2 separate regions of the Homo sapiens genome follow, and region 2 is linked to region 1. Evidence: chromatin loops called from intact Hi-C (ENCODE). Cell type or tissue: breast epithelium. All regions are shown on one strand. Links, peaks and the distances in the headings refer to the core of each region. The heading gives the core; the rest is flanking DNA. Region 1 overlaps RMDN2 (regulator of microtubule dynamics 2). Region 2 overlaps LINC02613 (long intergenic non-protein coding RNA 2613).

Evidence for each region. Hi-C counts contacts between places; a loop is a spot of excess contacts. Peaks named below come from ENCODE experiments on the same cell type or tissue, not always from the same donor. Only the 100,000 strongest peaks of a DNase experiment are listed, where the experiment ranks them.
Region 2: a loop joins it to region 1, with 12 times the contacts of the local background. A loop is called at or near these places in 14 of 110 quality-filtered maps.

What each region holds. Positions count from the first base shown.
Region 1 is chr2:37,990,369-37,994,766 of GRCh38, reverse strand. It overlaps RMDN2 (regulator of microtubule dynamics 2), which reads right to left. Exons shown (of 11, transcript NM_001170791.3): 7 at 3,470-3,547. The region is part of intron 2 of RMDN2-AS1 (RMDN2 antisense RNA 1); the gene reads left to right. Among named protein-coding and RNA genes, the nearest start is that of RMDN2-AS1, 44 kb to the left of the region's middle. In breast epithelium, for the core only: no CTCF peak of the experiment used is centred there; no DNase peak of the experiment used is centred there.
Region 2 is chr2:38,506,354-38,510,751 of GRCh38, reverse strand. All of the region lies in intron 1 of LINC02613 (long intergenic non-protein coding RNA 2613), which reads left to right. Among named protein-coding and RNA genes, the nearest start is that of LINC02613, 7.2 kb to the left of the region's middle. In breast epithelium, for the core only: a CTCF peak has its summit at 2,233 (motif pointing right); a DNase peak (open chromatin) is centred at 2,211; H3K27ac peaks cover 1,081 bases.

The DNA.
Region 1 (4,398 bases), core at 233-4,232:
TATTTATTATTCACATATTCCCATTGAAACATATGAGTTTCAATTGCTCTATATCCTCGCTGGTACTTGGTATTGTCATCTTTTAAATTTTAGCCCTTTTAAAAAGTGAATAAATAGCGGTCTTTCTCTGTGGTTTTAATTTGCATTTTTCTAATGACTACTGATGATCAGTATCTTTTCATATGCTTGCTTACCACTCACAGACTTTCTTTTGTTAAGTAATTGAAATGTGATCTGGAAAACAGTCAAACATATGTGGAAACACTTCTAGTTTTCATCTTTTCAATTTAATTTTATGGCTATAATTGGTGTTGGACAACATGCTGTAATTAGCATAGGTAATGTTATAAAGACTGCCTGACATCATGGAGGAAGAGAAAAGCTCTGTTAAGTCCTTCTGAAATTTCTAGCTTGTCCTGTTACATGGCCGTAACAGTTTATTTTCAGAAAGCAGCACTGAATTTTGCTCATGCTGCTCATCTATCCGATGCCAATTCCTCTTATTTTAAAAAACACATTATAGCTACATATTAAATATTCTGTATCCCACATTTCCAAAATCTGAAGTCTTTTTAGGTCCACTGCTGGTTTTTTGTTTTGTTTTCTGCTGACTGTCATTACTGTTGGCTTGTTTCCTTGTATAGTCTATAATTTTTGACTGTGAACTCATCATTGTTGGGACACTTTCTGTGAAAGTTTGACAAAGCCTATCTAAAGGTACCTTCCTCTACAGAGGATTAGCATGTGCTTTTGCCATTTCTCTATGGTGTGAAGATCAGAGTCCATTTTGAATTAAAATTTCTTTCTTGAGCTTTTAAGTCTAGACAGGTAATGTACATTGAAGCTCCAGACACTTGTGAGGTTGGGTAAACGGCTTTTAAATCTTAGCAGCGTTTCCTCCTTTCAACTCTATCTTCCCAATTGTTAAGGCTGAAAATGAATTTTCACTGCTGTAAGCTTGTGCTGAATAAATTTTATTTAAGTTCATCTCCCCCCCACCCCCCACCAGGCATTGTACTTTTGGAGTCCCAGATATATTGTGGCAGTCTTCAAGCTGCTCTCTGCTCTGCTCAGGTCTCTAGTCCCCCAGTCCCAACAAAGGTCTACAGACTAAGCTTTAGGTTACCAGCCTTGGTAAATGCCTCCGACTATCAGGTGGTTTCAAGGCTGGCTTACCAGTACTTGGAACTGGTATTCTTGCTTTGTTTCTGGCCTTTGGCTGTTCCCCTTATTGTTATTTTTTTTTTTTTCTGTAGGTTCTTCCATTGACCTGATTAGAAACAGACATACACACTTCAGACTAACACACACTTTAAGATATTGTGTGGCCAGAAAATTTTGAGTTCTCTAGTCTGCATATGCTGGAAACTTTCTTTACACATTTGCTCATACTTGCTTTATTACCTTGGCGGAAGCTGATTCCCCCTGGTGGAAAGAGTTCCAACTTCCTCTTCCACAATTCATATTCATTATCTATACTTATAATTTATAGGCAGTAGAGCTTACTAGTTAAGAGCAAAGATTTTAGAAGTAAACTGCCTGGGCCAGGTGCGGTGGTTCATGCCTGTAATCCCAGCATTTTGGGAGGCCGAGGCAGGTGGATCATTTGAGGCCAGGAGTGTGAGACCAGCCTGGCCAACATGGCGAAACTCCGTCTCTACTAAAAATAAAAATAAAATAAAAAAATACCCGAGCGTGGTGGCACACGCGTGTAATCCCAGCTACTCGGGAGGCTGAGTCAAGAGAATCACTTGAACCCAGAAGGTGGAGGCTGCAGTGAGCCGAGATCATGCCACTGCACTCCAGCCTGGGTGCCAGAGCGAGACTTGGTCAAAGAAAAGAAAAGAAAAAAAAAAGAAACAAACTGCTTGTGTTTGAATCCTGTTCTCCTGCTTATTAGCTGAGTGACCCTGGGCAAATTATTAACCTTATTAACCTTATAGGGTTTTTGAAAAAGTGAGTGAGCTACAATATATGTTTACAGTCACATAAAATGCTTACAAGAGCCACGTACACATTAGCCATTATTACTACTGCTTTTTATTCTTTGTTTTTTTTGTACTTTTTCTCTAGTTTTAGTGAATCAATCATTTAAGAAACAAATACTTGTAGAAGCAGCTTATTTTAAGTGCAAAAAACTGAGCTAGATGCTGAAGAAAAATTACCAGGAAGTGTAAAATGTGCATTCTTTCCTTGAAGAGATTTCAGATAACTTGGGATCAACAGAAAAGAAACAGTAAGTAAAACATGTGAGTTGTTGGAAGGTAATACAAACTTAGCAAATTAACAGTATACTCAACAGTGCAATATTTCAGAGAATGAAGGCATCATTGTGTATTTTACAACATTAAGTAGGTTATAAAAATTTGAGTGTTGTAATCATTCTATTATTTGACTTTGCCATCTTACAACCAGGAAAAAAAGAGAAAAACAGATGATATACCTTTACTCCTTTTTCCTTAACAAAATGTAAGTTTTCTTCGTACGTAACACAATATAAAGAGCATAAATTTTGGAATTCAATTTCAATTTCAATGCTGCCTCTTTCATTGACTAGTTAAATGGGACTTTGGGAAGGTTCTTAACATCATGAAGACTCAGATTTTTAATCTTTTAAAACTGGTATAATAATAACTGCTTCACAGCACTGTTTTAAGGATGAAATGCAGCAAGAAATATAAAGGACAGAATGCATATTTGGCATAGAGCAGGTGTTCAATAAAAGCAAACTTCCTTCTTCACCTCTAATTCTCTTTCAGCTGCAATGAAGAAGTTATCTCTTTGCCTACCCCAATTTTATCATTCAAAAATGGCATTGTCCTTTCACGATAATTTTTTTCACATATTCTTAAGATACATTTTCACATTCTGTAATTTTCTATAAACTAATAGTGTCATTTAAGACACGGACCAGCTGCTTTTATTTGAGCTATATATGTCGCGTATCCCTTCCAAATTAAGTTCCTTAAAAGCAAGGAGTGTTTTATTCATCCCTGGCCAGTTAGTTAGCACATAATTTGTGCTCAGTATACACTACTGGATGAAAAAAAGTCCTCTCACAGAACCGTGAATAGTGTACCTAGACACAGGGTGTGTGTGTGGATTGTTGATCCCAAACTGAGACAGCCACAAAGGGAGGGAACGTGACTACTGCAAAAAGAAATGAAAAAGCAGGAAAGAAAAAGATCACATATATATAAAATGTGGCATATAACATACAAATATATATAAATTACAAGTTTATAAATTATAAAATACATAGATTATAGCTTTTAAAATTATAATGTATAAATTATAAATTCAGATACAATTTTAACATATATATTATACATTAAAATAAAATTTTATTGCTATTATAATTCTCCCTAAAGTAGGCACTGGGTAAAAATAAAACAATAAGTCATTGAAAATTTATCCTATAATCATAGTATATTCAAATAAAGTTTATAAATAAAGGCATTCAACTTACAGTATAGCAGTATCTCCCTTTGAGGTAATATAGAAAGGGTTCCTCTGGTAAAAGTTTGATTGCTATATCTAGATGTTCCTGAAAAAAGCATCCAAAGGAAAATCATCTCCCAAGTTTCAGATATTGTTGACTGGAACTACACCAAAGCCTAGTAACTCAAAAGTGGTTTTAAAATATTGTCTCAGTTCTCCCCATCCCTATCATTAATACAATGAAATCTTATCAATAACTAAATTACCAAAAATGATTGCTTACAACCAGAACCAGAACTGTGACTAGGATTTAATAAAGCTATGTGTAATTTAAAGCCAAAATACTGTTATAAAAATTGAAAACACCGAAGTCATATGTTTGCCTACCCATGACTTGACTAGTGAATAGTTACTGATTCTGAGGTGAGCTTACAAATATCAAATGACATGGAATAGGGGATAATGGCAGAAAAAATAGCAGAGTTAGATGGGGGAGAAACCTATTCCTCTGGCATTATCAAATGGTTATAGGGAGCTGGAAAATAGGGAAGAACAGTTTATTCATCTCTGTAATTATTGACGTTGAGGGGTTATGTATTGAGCTATGGAGGCAAATACTACATTTTGTGTGTGTGTGTATTACTTACTTTATTTGTCTATCATGGCAAACTTAAATCCTACATTGGATCCTACTTTTCCTCCACCAAATCAATATGCAGAGATTGTTAACTACTTAGTGCTGGTCACACTTAAGATGTTATTGAGCTTATGACCAAAAGGCCTTTTTTTTTTTTTTTTTTTTTTTTTGAGATGGAGTCTCATTCTATTGCCCAGGCTCGAGTGCAGTGGCATGATCATGGCTCACTGCAACCTCCGCCTCCCTGGTTCAAGCGATTCTCCTGCTTCAGCCTCCCAAGTAGCTGGGATTACAGGCGCCCGCCACCATGCCTGGCTAAT
Region 2 (4,398 bases), core at 222-4,221, 520 kb before region 1:
ATCGAGACCATCCTGGTTAACACAGTGAAACCCCGTCTCTACTAAAAACACAAAAAATTAGCCAGGCATGGTGGTGGGCGCCTGTAGTACCAGCTACTCGGGAGGCTGAGGTGAGAGAATGGCTTGAACCCGGGAGGCGGAGCTTGCAGTGAGCCAAGATCACACCACTGTACCTCCAGCCGGGGTGACAGAGTGAGACTCCATCTCAAAAACAAAAAAACAAACAAACAAAAATCCCAAAAAACAGCAACAAGAAGATTAAACACAGACACAGACCTTTTCCCTCCAGAACCTTAGAAATGAATGAAGGGACCAGTAGCTGCACAGATCATTCTAGTAAAGACAATATATAATAAGAGAAATCATTTTTTGTTTAAATATTGATTTGCTGATTCCTATAAAAATGCTTCTTTTGCCCTTTTTTTCTTCCCATGAGCCTTTCTTGCCTCTTCAATGTTATCTGATTGTACTTTCCAGCTCATGGACATTACACAAAATGGCAGTTCCTAGGAAAAGCGAGAATAGAAAAAAAACCATAGCTTTTCAGTCAATTCTTGTTAACACTAGAGCCCGGAAGGGTCATGTAGGTCAATGAACTGTTGCTCCTGGCAATTGAAATAATTTATCCTCTGAAAAAGAGAGATCAGGACTGCCCCAGAGCTAAGTTAAAAACTGTGGGGTTAAGGCAGGGCACAGTAATGCCTGTAATATCTGTGCTTTGGAAGGCTGAGGCAGGAGGAGTGTCTGAGGCCAGGAGTTAGAGACCAGCCTGGGCAACATAGTGAGACATGACTGTGTCACTGTACTCCAGCCTGGACGACAGAGTGAGACTCTGTCTCTAAAAACAGAATAAAACAAAACAAAAAACCTGTGGGACTACCTGAGGTCTAGGACTAGATTGTCAAGACAGGAGAAGGGTAATGACCTGGGCAGCACAGCAAAGGCTTCTGGAAAGGACACACACAGCTTCTTATCTCTGCTCTCTATATCCTGCTCATGACTTCAAGACGTCATGGTGCTTTTCTGAACCTCAGTCTCTTCATTTGCAGCATGGCTATAATATCCATACTATCCACCTCACAGGGTTCTCGTAAGAATAGAATGAGTTACCATATATACATAAACTCCATCCTCAGCACACAACACAGGACTTAGTGGCTGCCTCTCATTTCAGGAGAACTCACATTTCTTAGTTCACTGGGAAAAGGTTGAGATTGGCAAGTATCCCACATCCATTAGAGAGGTGACTCAGCGATTATCCTTCTAAGGATTAAAAACAGCTTTATCAGGCAGCCACTCTGCTGCGATGTACATGATTTAATTCAATTTAATCATCTCAACAACCCTACAAGGAAGGTATTTTCTTCCCCCTTAGACAGAGGATGAAATCAAAGTTCAGAAGAGTTGATTACACCCTGCCTGAATTCACCTAGGGATTTGAACTCAGATCTGTCTGACTTCAGGTTCATTTACTTTTTACTCTGCCCCATTGGCTTTCAGCTTTGATAGATATGGAAATAAAACCTAGCCCTTCACATCAGGCCATTATCCTATACACCCAAGTAGGCCATGGAGAAATGGCCTTTCTCTAAGGGGAAATGGGATCTCTGGAAAAGTCACCTTGCTTCTGGGCCATTGCATGGAGACAGCTGGGGTCCAGTGAGATGCCAGTGCCCAACAAATGGGCACCAGCTCTTCATCCTCCTCTCTCTGTCTCTCTTTCTCTAGCATCACATAGGATGACCTCAAAGCCAACAGCTATGGAATGCATCTTCCTGGCCTCACAGGTCTCTTGAAGCTGCCGGCTGCCCCCAGCAATCAAGCCAGATGGATGTTTTGGGTGGAAGCCTAGCTGGGAAACAGCTTGCGGGCTGAGCAGGGGTGTTCAGTGGGCAAGGGGCAGGCTTCACGCTAACTCTTTCTCCATGCAGTGCTGCTTCCTCCTTCTGGCCTGCTTTCTGATGTCCCCAAGGCCTTTTCAAGTAGGAGTGGAAGGACAGAGTGGATGTGGCCAATCAAGAAACAGCATCCTCTAATCAGGTCACCCAGGCAGCCCCTCATCTAACCCAGCTGGCTCTGAGCCCTTTGCCTGGGGATCATTCTGTTTTGTAACAGCAAGGCTGACCTCAAGCGAGGCCACTTGGTCTGGATCTTTGATCTAAACAAGCACGAGGGCTTTCTCTCTGGAGACTTCTGTCTTGTTGGCAGGTCTCCAGAAGGGGGCGTTGCTGTTGCATGTGTCAATAGGATAGTAAGATTTAGGAACAAGCTGCAGTCGTTTAGGCAAGGGAGGTTGCGAGTTAGTCCTTTGCTCGGACTGCTTTTGTCACCAAGGGTAAGTGCTTGCTGATGACTTTTGCTCCGGTACAGAAGTATCTAAACTTTCCAGAGATGTGTAAAAGAGAGCCTTATAAAATTTAGGAGAACACATCAAAGTTACTAGATAGAAGGTCATTATACAAAAATTAACTTGCATTTTAAGGTACCAACCACAGTTAGAAAATAAAAAAATTTAAAGCTAACACCTATAAAAGAAACAAAAGCTATAAGGTACCAGAAATATATACATGATCTTTATGAAGAAAATTATAAAACTTTACTTGTTTAGGTATTCTTTTTGTTTTGTTTTGTTTTTGTTCTTAGGGTTTTTTAGAGACAAGGTCTCTCTCTGTTGCCCAGGCTAGGGTGCAGTTGGCACCATCATAGCTCACTGCAGCCTTGAATTCTTGGACTCAAGCAATCCTCCTGCTTCAGATTCCCAAGTAACTGGGACTACAGGTGGATGACACCACACCTGGCTAATTTTTTTTTTTTTTTTGTAAAATAGGATCTCACTATGTTGCCCAGCCTGGTCTCGAACTTCTGGCCTCAAGTGATCCTCCTGCCTTGGCCTCCCAAAGTGCTGTGATTACAGATGTGAACCACTGTGCCTGGCCTAGGTATTCTTTAATAGATAGATAAGATGTATTTATGATATGAAGATACAGTGTCATAAATTTCTTTTTTTTTTTTTTTTTGAGATGGAGTCTCACTCTGTTGCCCAGGCTGGAGTGTAGTGGCATGATCTCGGCTTACTGCAAGCTCTGCCTCCTGGATTCATGCCATTCTCCTGCCTCAGCCTCCCGAGTAGCTGGGACTACAGGTGCCCACCGGCACGCCCGGCTAATTTTTTGTATTTTTTAATAGAGACAGGGTTTCACTGTGTTAGCCAGGATAGTCTCGATCTCGTGATCTCGTGATCTGCCTGCCTTGGCCTCCCAAAGTGCTGGGATTACAGGTGTGAGCCACTGCACCCAGCCTTGGTGTCATAAATTTCAATTCTTCCCAAATTATAAATTCTTTGTGACTCCAACCAAATTCACATAGGATTTTTTTTATGGGTCTAGACAGGATGATTCTAACATTGTTCTGAAAAAGGACCAAAAATAGTTAAGAAATTTTGAAAAACACAAGATGAGCGACTCACCCTATAAGACTATAAGACCTGTTAAATTAAGACTGTGTGGCTTTAGCCAAGAAAGAGACAAACAGACCAATAGAACAGAATAGAGACTCGCAAAACAGATCTCTGTACTTATGAAGACTTGATATATGACAGAGGTGACATGCAGATGAGTAGAGAAAGAATAAATTATTCAATTAGTGGTACTGGGAATTTGATAGCCCATATTGAAAACGAACCCAACAATATGAAATTTTAGGTGAAAAAAATTTTAAGTAAAACTTTCAGACTTCTAGGAGAAAATACAGAAAAACTTCCAAGATCACAGTGTAGGCAATAATATCATAAAACAGAAATAAGTACAAGCACTAAAGAAAAACATTCGTAAATTTATGTGCATTAAAATGTAAAGCTTTGGCTGGGCATGGTGGTTCATGCCTATAATCTCAGCACTTTGGCAGGCCAAGGTGGGAGGGTCACTTGAGCCCAGGAGTTTAAGACCAGTCTAGGAAACCTAGTGAGACCCCATCTCTACAAAAGATAGGAAAAAATAGTCGAGCATTGTGTTAGTCCATTCTCATACTGCTATAAAGAACTATCTGAGACTGGGGAATTTATAAAGAAAAGAGATTTAATTGACACACAGTTCTGCAGACTGTACAGGAGGTATGGCTGGGGAGGCCTTAGGAAATTTACAATCATGATGGAAGGTAAAGGGGAAGCAAGCACATCTTCACATGGTGGCAGGAGAGAGAGAGAGAGAAGGGGGAAGTGCTACACACTTTTAAACAACCAGATCTTGTGAGAAGTCCATCATGAAACAGCACTAGGGAGATGGTGCTAAACCATTAGAAACCACCCCCATGAGCCAATCACCTTCCACCAGGCCCCTCCTCCAACACATGGGGATTACAATCAACATGAGATTTTGGTGGGGACACAGAGCCAAACCATAT